Regions from separate parts of the Homo sapiens genome. Here region 2 is linked to region 1. The links are chromatin loops, found by intact Hi-C in ENCODE. Cell type or tissue: PC-9. All regions are shown on one strand. Each heading gives the region's core, and the rest is flanking DNA. Links, peaks and the distances in the headings are about the cores only.

Region 1 (5,387 bases), core at 96-5,095:
GTTCTGCTCTGATCTTGGTTATTTCCTCTGTTCTGCTGGGTTTGGGTTTGGTTTGTTCTTGTTTCTCTAGTTCCTTGAGATGTAACCATAGATTGTCTATTTGTGATCTTTCAGACTTTTTGATGTAGGCATTTATGACTATGCAGTTTCCTCTTAGCACTGCCTTTGCTGTATCCCAGAGGTTTTGATAGATTGTGTCATTATTGTCATTCAGTTCAAAGAATTTTTAAATTTCCATCTTGATTTCCTTTTTGACGCAATGCTCATTGAGGAGCCAGTTATTTAATTTCCATGTATTTGCATGGTTTTGAAGATTCCTTTTGGAGTTGATTCCCAGTTATATTCCACTGTGGTCTGAGAGAGTGCTTGATATAATTTCGATTTTCTTAAATTTTTTGAGGCTCATTTTATGGCCTATCATATTGTCTGTCTTGGAGAAAGTTCCATGTGCTGTTGAATAGAATGTGTGTTCTGTGGTTGTTGGATGAAATGTTCTGTGTATATCTGTTAAGTCCATTTGTTCCAAGATATAGTTTAAGTCCACTGTTTCTTTGTTGAATTTATGTCTTGATGACCTGTCTAGTGCTGTCTGTGGAGTATTGAAGTCCCCCACTATTATTATGTTTCTGTCTATCTCATCTCTTAGGTCTATTAGCAATCGTTTTATAAATTTGAGACCTCCAGTGTTAGGTGCATATATGTTTAGGATTGTGATATTTTCCCACTGGACAAGGCCTTGTACCTCTTTGTCTCTTTTAGCAGATGTTGCTTTAAAATTTGTTTTGTCTGATATAAGAATAGCTACTCCTGCTTGCTTTTGGTGTTCATTTGCACGAAATGCCTTTTTATACCCCTTTACTTTAAACTTACGTGAGTGCTTATGTGTTAGTTGAGTCTCTTCAAGGCAGCATATAGTTGGTTGGTGAGTTCTTATCCATTCTGTGGTTCTCTATCTTTTAAGTGGAGCACTTAGGCCATTTACATTCAACGTTAGTATTGAAACGTGAGGTACCATTGCTTTCATCATGTTCCTTGTTGCCTGTGTACTTTGGTGGTTTCTTTTTTGTTTTTGCTTTTTAACTTGTATTTTTGTTTTATAGGTTCTATGTGATTTATGTTTTAAAGAGGTTCTATTTTGATTTGTTTCAAGATTTAGAGCTCCTTTAAGCAGTTCTTGTAGTGGTGGCTTGGAAGTGGCAAATTCTCTCAACATTTGTTTGTCTGAAAAAGACTATTTTTTCTTCATGTATGATGCTTAGTTTCACTGCATACAAAATTCTTGGCTCATAATTGTTTTGTTTGAGGAGGCTGAAGGTACGTCCCCAATCCCTTCTAGCTTGTAGGGTTTCTGCTGAGAAATCTGCTGTTAATCTGATAGGTGTTCCTTTGTAGGTTACTTGGTGCTTCTGTCTTGTGGCTTTTAAGATTCTTTCCTTTGTCTTAACTTTGGATAACCTGATGACAATGTGGCTAGGCAAAGATCTTTTTGCAATGAATTTCCCAGGTGTCCTTTGTGCTTCTTGTACTTGGCTCTCTAGATCTCTCACAAGGCCAGGGAATTTTTCCTTAATTATTCCCTCAAACATGTTTTCCAGGCTTTTAGAATTCTCTTCTTCCTCAGGTACACCAATTTTTCTTAGGTTTGGTTGTTTAACATAATCCCAGACTTCTTGGAGGCTTTGTTTATATTTTCTTATTCTTTTCTCTTTGTCAGATTGGGTTAATTCAAAGACCTTGTCTTTGAGCTCTGAATTTCTTCCTTCTACTTGTTCAATTCTATTGCTGTGACTTTCCAGAGCATTTCAGATTTCTAAAAGTGTGTCCAAAGTTTCCTGAATTTTTATTGTTTTTTCTTTAAGTGATCTATATCCATGAATATTTCTCCCTTCACTTCTTGTATCAGTTTTTTGGATTTCTTTGCATTGGGCTTCACCTTTCTCTGGTCCCTCCCTGATTAGCTTATTAACTAACCTCCTGAATTCTTTTTTCAGGTAAATCAGGGATTTCTTCTTGGTTTGGATCCATTGCTGGTGAACAAGTGTGATTTTTTGGGGGTATTGAAGAGCCTGGTTTTGTCATATTACCAGGATTGGTTTTCTGGTTCTTTCTCATTTGGGTAGGCTCTGTCAGAGGGAAGGTCTAGGGCTGAAGGCTGTTGTTCAGGTTCTTTTGTCCCATGGGGTGTTCTCTTGATGTAGTACTGTCTCCCTTTTCCTATAGATGTGGCTTCCTGTGAGCTGAACTGCAGTGATTGTTGTCTCTCTTCTGGGTCTAGCCACCCAGCGAGTTTCCCAGCTCTGGGCTGGTACTGGGGTTTGTCTGCACAGAGTCCTGTGATGTGAACCATCTATGGGTCTCTCAGCTGTGGTTACCAGCACCTTTTCGGGTGGAACTGGCAGAAGGTGCAATGGGCTCTGTGAGGTTCCTTAGCTTTGGTGGTTTAATGCTCTATTTTTGTGCTGTTTGGCCTCCTGCCAGGAGGTGGCGCTTTCCAGAAAGCATCAGCTGCAGTAGTGTGGAGAGGGACTGGCAGTGGGTGTGGCCCTAGAACTCCCAAGATTATATGCCCTTTGTCTTGCACTACCGGGGTGGATAGGCTAGGACCACCAGGTGGGGGCAGGGCTGGGTGTGTCTGAGCTCAGACTCTCCATGGGCGGGTCTTGCTGCTGCTGCTGTGGGGGATAGGGTTGAGGTTCCCAGGTCACTGGACTTGTGTACCTAGCAGGATTATGGCTGCCTCTGCTGAGTCATGCAGGTTGTCAGGGAAGTGGGGGAAAGCCGGCAGTCACAGACCTCACCCAGCTCCCATGCAAACTGAAGGGCTGGTCTCACTCCCACCATGCCCTGGCCAACAGCCCAGAATCTGTTTCCAGGAGGAGGGTGAGATGGGCTTGAAAATTTGCCTGAGGCTATCCACCTCCCAGCTGGGAGAGAATAACGCTTTAGTTCTTCTCCTGCCTGTGAAGTCTGCATGCCTGATTCGTGCCCTCCCGAGTTCTTGCCCAGAGGCTTCTTGCCCTGTTCAAATTGTTACAAAGTTCAGCTAGAGAATTCCTTCTCCCTGTAGTTTCACCCCCTGCTCCTCTGGCCACCCTCCTGATGTGTGGTCCCAGGCAGGAACTGGCTGCTTAGGGACCCAGCGAGCTCCCAGGGCCTTTCTGCTGCTTCCTCTACCCCATATTTCACTCGGCTCTCTAACTGGACTCGGCACCAGGTAAAGTCGAAAACTTCTCCCTCAAACAGAACTTCGGTTTCTCCAGTGGGTGTGTGTGTCCAGGAGAGGTGGATCTTCCTTTCCCACTTCTATGGTTGGGACACTCACAGTATTTGGGGTGTCTCCCAGGTCCTGCAGGAGCAGTCTGCTTCCTTCAGAGGATCTGTAGTTCCTCTCGGTGTTGCTGGTTTGTTTTTGCAGTCAATGTATTTGACTTTTTAAAATTCTGGTCCAACGTATTTTAAATCCCCAATTCATGGGTTATAATCACAAAGACATAAGGATGAATTTGAGGCTCTGGAACTGAGCTCCTGGGTCTCTGTCTTGCCTGATCCTCTTAGCTGGAGGCAGAGTCAGAGCTCTGGGTTTAGGTCACTTGAGCAGGTACAGAATAGTGTGAGTGATGGATGGGTTAATATGCCTACCATCTCTTCTCTTAAGCACCAGGTGGGGAGAAGACCAAGCAGGGAGATGTCAAGTCCTCATGTCAGGGGCATTTGAACTAGAGTGACTCCATCTTGAATGGGGGCTAGGTAAAATAAGGCTGAGACCTGCTGGGCTGCATTCCCAGGAGGTTAAGGCATTCTTAGTCACAGGATGAGATAGGAAGTCAGCACAAGATACAGTTAACAAAGACCTTGCTGATAAAATAGCATGTGGTAAAGAAGCTGGCCAAATCCCACCAATGCCAAGATGGCGACAAAAGTGACTTCTGATCACTTTCATTATATGCTAATTGTCATTACACACTAATTAGAATGTATTAACATCCTAAAAGACATACCCACCAGCACAACAACAGTTTACAAATGCCATGGGAATGTCAGGGCAATCTAAAAAAAGGGGGAACCCTCAGTTCCAGGAATTGCCCACCCTTTTCCTGGGAAATTCATGAATAATCCACCCCTTCTTTAGCAGATAATCAAGAAATAAACATAAAAATAGGCAACCGGAAGCCCTTGGGGGTGCTCTGCCTATGGAGTAGCCATTCTTTTATTCCCTTACTTTCTTAATAAACTTGCTTTCACTTTATGACCTTGTCCTGGATTCTTTCTTACACAAGGTCCAAGAACCCTCTCTTAGAGTGTGGATCAAGACCCTTTTCTGTTAACGCTCAGATATCCCTTCAAGTCTTAGCTTGTGCTGACTTTCTTGGCTTAAGGCAATTCCAAACTTACTGCTCAGAAACTGGCTTTCAATTCCAAATTCCTGTTGCACTTGAGCTGTGTTCTTACATGCAGGTGTAGGAGGTTTTTGCTCCTTTGTTAGAGGTTAAAGCAGCAGTGAAGTAAGCCACCCCTGCTGCTCCTTAATTTATTTATTTTTTCATTTTCTCTCTGGTTTATTTGAAGGAAGAAGAACAGAACAATGTTAGCCCCTCTGAATCTTGAGTGTGGAAAATTACGGGGCCACCTACCAATTGTTACTGGCAGGAGACGTAATAAGAGAGCCAGGAGCTGGCAACTCTCCTTCCTCTGGCCAGGAGTTTTCTTCTTACTCATTAGCAATTATTTATCTGCTCTTTGGAAGGAGGAGTTGTTCCTCCTTGCACGTGCTGTGCTGAATGAACTCACCAGAAGGAAAATAATTTCACAGTGCATGTTTTTTTTTTTTTTTTTTGAGACGGAGTCTCGCTGTCACCCAGGCTGGAGTGCAGTGTCACGATCTCGGCTCACTGCAGGCTCCGCCCCCCGGGGTTCACGCCATTCTCCTGCCTCAGCCTCCCGCGTAGCTGGGACTACAGGTGCCCGCCACCTCGCCCGGCTAATTTTTTGTATTTTTAGTAGAGATGGGGTTTCACCGTGTTAGCCAGGATGGTCTTGATCTCCTGACCTCTTGATCCGCCCGCCTCGGCCTCCCAAAGTGCTGGGATTACAGGCGTGAGCCACCGCACCCGGCCTCATAGTGCACGTTTTTAAAGCTCCCTCCATGGTAGGAAAGTTTTTGTGGAACAGAAGAAAATTGGAGGTTAGCAATCATTTTATTATTTTGTTAAATGAAGAAAGCCAGGAAAAATAAAATTCCTGGTAAAGAAAGAGTTGCTTCAGTTTACTGCTCTGGGGTGGCTTCTCCAGTGATTCTGGCCGGTGCATTAGGAAGCCAAGTTTGCATTTTGGAGGTTGTGGACTCAGCATATGAGTCAAGTTTCTTTGCAAAGAAAACCTGAGGGTTT
Region 2 (5,387 bases), core at 139-5,138, 110 kb after region 1:
TCCCAGCTACTCGGGAGGATCACCACTGCACTGCAGCTAGGGTGATGAAGCAAGATTCTGTCGCAAAAAAAAAAAAAAAAGGAAAAATGTATTTCCTCTGCAGTTGAAAGTTGTTTCTTTCTTATTCTTTTTGCTCTGGAAACTCTAACAGGTTTGAATATCTCATTTCCAAATTTAAATGTAGATAAAGCCAGTGGTGTCCTATCATAGATGATTTTCTATGTCAAAATTTGTCACACACAAAAAAGTACTGACAGTGATTCTTACCCTGGATTTGCTGTAGGAGCTTTGCATTCAGTTGCTCTACCTCACCAAGAGTCATCGAATTCACTGAAACATGAAAATGTATTCACTATTACCACAACAACCTAGGAAAACATGCTGCTTACATCACCAACACAATATCCTATTTTTAAAAATCAGCACTTAACTGCCAACACAACATTCAGCAGTACTCCAGTATTCAACCATTAACGCTCGTAAGTGTGGAGTAGAAGTTTTCAAACCCTGACCACAACCCATGGTAAGAAAATTTTATTTTTATTCTTTTTTGAGACAGGGTCTCACTTTGTCACCCAGGTGGCAGTGCAGTGGTGCGATCAATGGCTCACTGTTGCCTCAACCTCCTGGGCTCAAGTGATTCCTCCCACCTCAGCCTCCCTAGGAGCTGGAATCATAGGCGTGTGCCACCACACCTAATTTTTTTATTTTTTGTAGAGATGGGGTCTCCCTGTGTTGTCTAGGCTGGTCTTGAACTCCTGGGCTCCAGTGATCCTCCCACCTTGGCCTCCCAAAGTGCTGGGATTATAGGTGTGAGCCACTGTGCCTGGCCAGAAACATATTTTTTATCACTCCCAGTACATCACCACCCTCCAATGAAATAAAAGTTTCACCAAAAAATAGTAGTAGGTCCAATGAATTCTGGTATCTCCTATTCGGTTTCAGTTTTTAAAAAGTGTTAGTCACTACCCATTAAGCTTATTTTGATTAAGCATTAGATAGTTTATAACCTGCAGTTTGAAAAATAAATTTGTCTGTCTAGATGTAGAATCTTAAATAATTCACATTTAGAATCAAGAAGTTGTATAACAAGATAGCAGAGGTCCCTTCTGGCTCTGAAAACATGATTTCAAGACAATTAAAATCACCTCAGCTTCTGTAAATTTTTGTAGAAATAGATGTAGAGAGAATGAGTCACCCTTTCTAACTTTACAATAAGTGCACACATTACCTTTGGCCTTTAGTAAAATGTCACATTTTTGCTTCTGAAATGCCACCACCAGTCAATTAGTCTTACAGGGATCAGCAACATGACAATGTGTATTAGCCAACAGATGAAGCTGTACTTCTAAACTATACGAGTCCTAGATGTTCCAATTCACAGTTTGTTGATTCCATTTAGTGTAATCATTTTAAATGGCAAAACAAACATGGAAATTGCTTAACTTCAATGCTTAGAAGACAGAATCCCAGTGAATGAAAAATTTTAAGATGTCTCATTTTTGCTAAGGTGAACCTGTTAAATACAATGTTTCCCAAATCTATGATTCCACAGCAAAATTCTTGACCCATTACACATCTATACAAATGTACAAAAATCCCAAACCACCCAACTTTTACTTTTCTCCCCATTTTACTTACATTCCTCTCTGCTGTAATGTGGATGCTGGGTCTGGACATTAGCCTCTGGACTAGAGATTGTCTCTTCTTTTTTCTGTGCCTGGTTGTGACTATGAGGCCACAATACACTGTTACGACATAAAGTGGCACCTGAATCTTGTAACATAGAAAGTCCAAAGTCTGTATTTTCCCTCTGCTCCAAAATTCTTTGTGTACAGTTAGAGATGCCACCTGCACTTCCATCTATCCATTTTGCAGAATATTTTGGTACTTGGGAGTCAAACTGTGGGAGTAATTTTTCTTCTGGCTTATGCCTGAAATTAAACAGATGATGCTGGGGGTTTTTAGAACATTCAGAATCTGAATCCAGATCCTTATTTTGTGCATACTGCACAATCCAGTTTATCTTCTTACTCAAAATGGTTTTAACTTCTTCATAAGTACTTTTTGAAAGCTTAGATCGAGGACAACCCTGGTTTGCAATTAAATGGTATTTTTCAAAGCAGTCTTTATGGCCCCTTAATGATTTGGTGTGCAAGAGATCAGACTTTGGTACCCCTATGGAAAAAAAAGAGAAACAAAAGACTTGAGAAATTTTGTTTTCTATAAGTCACTTTAAGAACATACAAATCTTAGTAAAATCAGAGTCCCTGATAGTCTGTGAATTAGAGGAAAAATGCTAAAGAATATTAGTATTAATATACAATGTGGCCTAATAATTTCTGCTTCAATATTCAGTAATATTAAATTCTTATGGATAGCAAAATCTTTCTAAGAACTTAATTATTCAATTTTAATCCTAGTCTAGAGATGTTACTGCACGATATAAAAAAATACTACTGAACCCAGCAATTTACCTTTACAGATTCTTGGCCTTTACATTATAGTGCTTTCTTCATGAAACCTTCTGAAGTACACACTTGCAAAAATATCTATAATATTATGAGGTTCAATAACAGAAATACTGAACAAGTTTTCCTCCCTAAAACACAGTAAATCATGTTCTTAAATTATGTTTATTGAAAAAAAAAAAACCAGAACCAGAAAAATGCAAATAAAAGTCAAAAATTCAATAAACTATTTAGATTTATTTTTAAAGAAAATCAAAGCATCTAACATTTTTCACATTTCCATTTTATAGTTACTAAAACCTTATCAAGATAATTTTATTTTCTAGAAGAAATGCATTATACTCAATCATTTTCCATACAGCAGTAAATTCAATCTGCCAAGATCCAACAGCCAGTAATTCCTCAACTCACAAATGTTCATTATATACCATAAATAACAGAAATATTACTTTTATATCTCTCAACTTAGTAGAGTATAAGTATGCTACCTCAATTGTTTTTTAAAAATATAAAAATTATAAAAATATAAAACATTTTCAAATATCTAATACATTTCAAAATACAGAATATATTCACACATTTTTATAAGTTCAAGCCATGTTATTAAAGTTAAACAGCGCTACTTTTATGCTGAAGGTGAATTAGGAATGTGGACCTGAAAATTTATGTCTGCCAGAATTAACCAGTTTAAATCTGCTTAGCTTTTCAAATGGAGTAAGCGGAGAGCCACTCAGGAGCTAGTTTAAAAAAAAGTTTTAGCTGATTCATCAGAAAAAAATACATTTTGTAATTCCTCCTTTCCTTTAAAAATTGAACTCATAGTTATTTTATTTGAACTCCAAAGTCTGGCTAAAAGAAAGATAATGAAGCATTTGTACTTTAATGGTATGAAATAAAGTATTAGCATACTTGTGAATATTAATGTTTTTAAAAATATATATAGTATCAGCCAATGGTGGGACTTGATGAGACTGTCAAAACCAAGTGTTAAATTGGTTATCAGTTCCCTCAACAGTTACTGTAAGCTATGTGAACACACCTCTAAAACATTAATATTGTAAGCACATGTAAACAACTGCTCTCATGAGGTAAACTCAAATATCTGAGCCTTGTTTTTTCCAATGAGTACAAAAATTGCTGGAAACTTAAACAGAATTTAATATACATCTTATTTATCACTTTGCTCCTTGTACTGCAATTGTGAGCACGTATACATTTCTACCAGTTATTATCTGATTAGGTCAAATTTCCAGCAACATTAGAATATGTGAATTATAAATCTCAAAGCTTTATTTGATAATAGAGTATACATCTTTAAAAATGGGAAACTGACATAAAAAGGAAGCTCACGAGCTCTGCTTTATTAAGTTTTATTATTACGCATTTTAGATAATAAGACAAAACAGTAGTTATCACAAGTTATACACCAAAGGAAAAATGGTTCCATTCTGCTATCTGATTCCAATGCTTAGTTTTCTGGGAAACACTGGTATGCAGAGAGAACCTGAAGCTTGCCTATTACTAACTGAAACATTTATTAAAGAGCTCCCCTACCCTCTGCAAACTCTTTTAGGTCTTGTTGCCAACAGATGGTTAGCTAATCCCTCAAAACCGTAAATGGTCTCATTCTCAGTGCACTGCCTCAGCTCTATGTAGCAATGAAATTCTTTAGCATATAAAAAAGGTTGTGAACTAGGCTATGGAAAGTAATTAATATTTATTGTTATATTTTGTGGGTTTTTTAGTATTTATACAGAAACTCCGATAAAAAAGTACATTAAATAACTAATTTTCTGATGTACTCTAGAGCTTCAACAATAGGTCAATATAATAGATATCTATTTGAAGAATAATGAGGACTTGTAATGTTTATCTACTGTTTCTTCTTAATGATTCATATAATATAATTTCCACTTAGATGTACCTATTGGCTCCTCGAACTCACCTTACTGAACACTTAACTCCTTTATCTCTCTCACCACACAACTCCAAAACTGATCCCCTTACTGAATCTGGCATCACCAACTAACTGCTCAAGGAAGAAACCTGGGTGTCCTCCTTGAAAGCTCTTCACTCCCCGCAATCCCAGAGGTTTTGCTGACCGTCTTAACAGATTTCTCCCCCATAAAATCTAGCACCTACAACATCTGAAATCCTTCTGCTTCACTCAAGCACCACTCCCACTACAAATGTGGGTCATGATCATCATCACCTCCTGTCTAGTTCTCATTTCCCCTAAGAAGCCTTGTCTAACCCAAATGTCTGGGTTAGTTTATCACACTAGATTTTACAATTGCCTCTTTCGCGGCCTGTATCTCCTGACAAAATGTAGGTTCTGTGAAAAATATGGACCATGTCTATCTTACTCATATATTCTCAGTGTCAAAATGCCGGGCACATAGTGGGTACTCAAAAGTAGTTAAATGCATAAAAGAAAATTAAAAATATATTTTAAAACACCAAAAACAAATCAATTATCACTCAAGGTCCCTTGCAAGGTCCCTCCTAGCAAGGGAACTAGAATTTGCAGTTCTGCCAGGCTACTCAGCGGGTAATTAAAGGTGTCTTTCAGTGAAGTTACTCCTATATTTAGTCTAATGGGCTATTAGTCTAAAGAACATATCAGTGGCACTGATACAGAAATGGCATTCCTGTGGCATCATTCAATCTGTCAAAGAAAATAATGAATTTCTACTCAAATATATATTTTTAAATAGAAATTTACATACAGAAAATATACAAGAAGATGGTTTTATGTTAACTGTAGCTCATTCATCTAGATATATACCTCTAATTTCTTTAGTTACATCAGTCGTACTAAAATTTAAAAACCTGACTGAGTTTTAAAGTTCAATTAGAAACATTTGTTTTATAAACATATTTAAAAATATCCTGTGCAGCAGTAGCATAGGAAAC

Evidence for each region. Peaks named below come from ENCODE experiments on the same cell type or tissue, not always from the same donor. Only the 100,000 strongest peaks of a DNase experiment are listed, where the experiment ranks them.
Region 2: a loop joins it to region 1, with 4 times the contacts of the local background. A loop is called at or near these places in 7 of 110 quality-filtered maps.

Annotation. Positions count from the first base shown.
Region 1 is chr21:17,686,541-17,691,927 of GRCh38, forward strand. No RefSeq gene overlaps it. Among named protein-coding and RNA genes, the nearest start is that of BTG3, 76 kb to the left of the region's middle. RefSeq lists an enhancer at 1,842-2,744. In PC-9, for the core only: CTCF peaks have their summits at 2,476 (motif pointing right) and 2,677; a DNase peak (open chromatin) is centred at 2,821; H3K4me3 peaks cover 1,515 bases; H3K27ac peaks cover 2,979 bases.
Region 2 is chr21:17,794,941-17,800,327 of GRCh38, forward strand. C21orf91 (chromosome 21 open reading frame 91) reads right to left here. Exons shown (of 5, transcript NM_001100420.2): 3 at 1,642-2,178; 4 at 268-330. All of the region lies in intron 2 of LOC124900465 (a long non-coding RNA gene), which reads left to right. Among named protein-coding and RNA genes, the nearest start is that of C21orf91-OT1, 5.1 kb to the left of the region's middle. In PC-9, for the core only: no CTCF peak of the experiment used is centred there; no DNase peak of the experiment used is centred there; H3K27ac peaks cover 745 bases.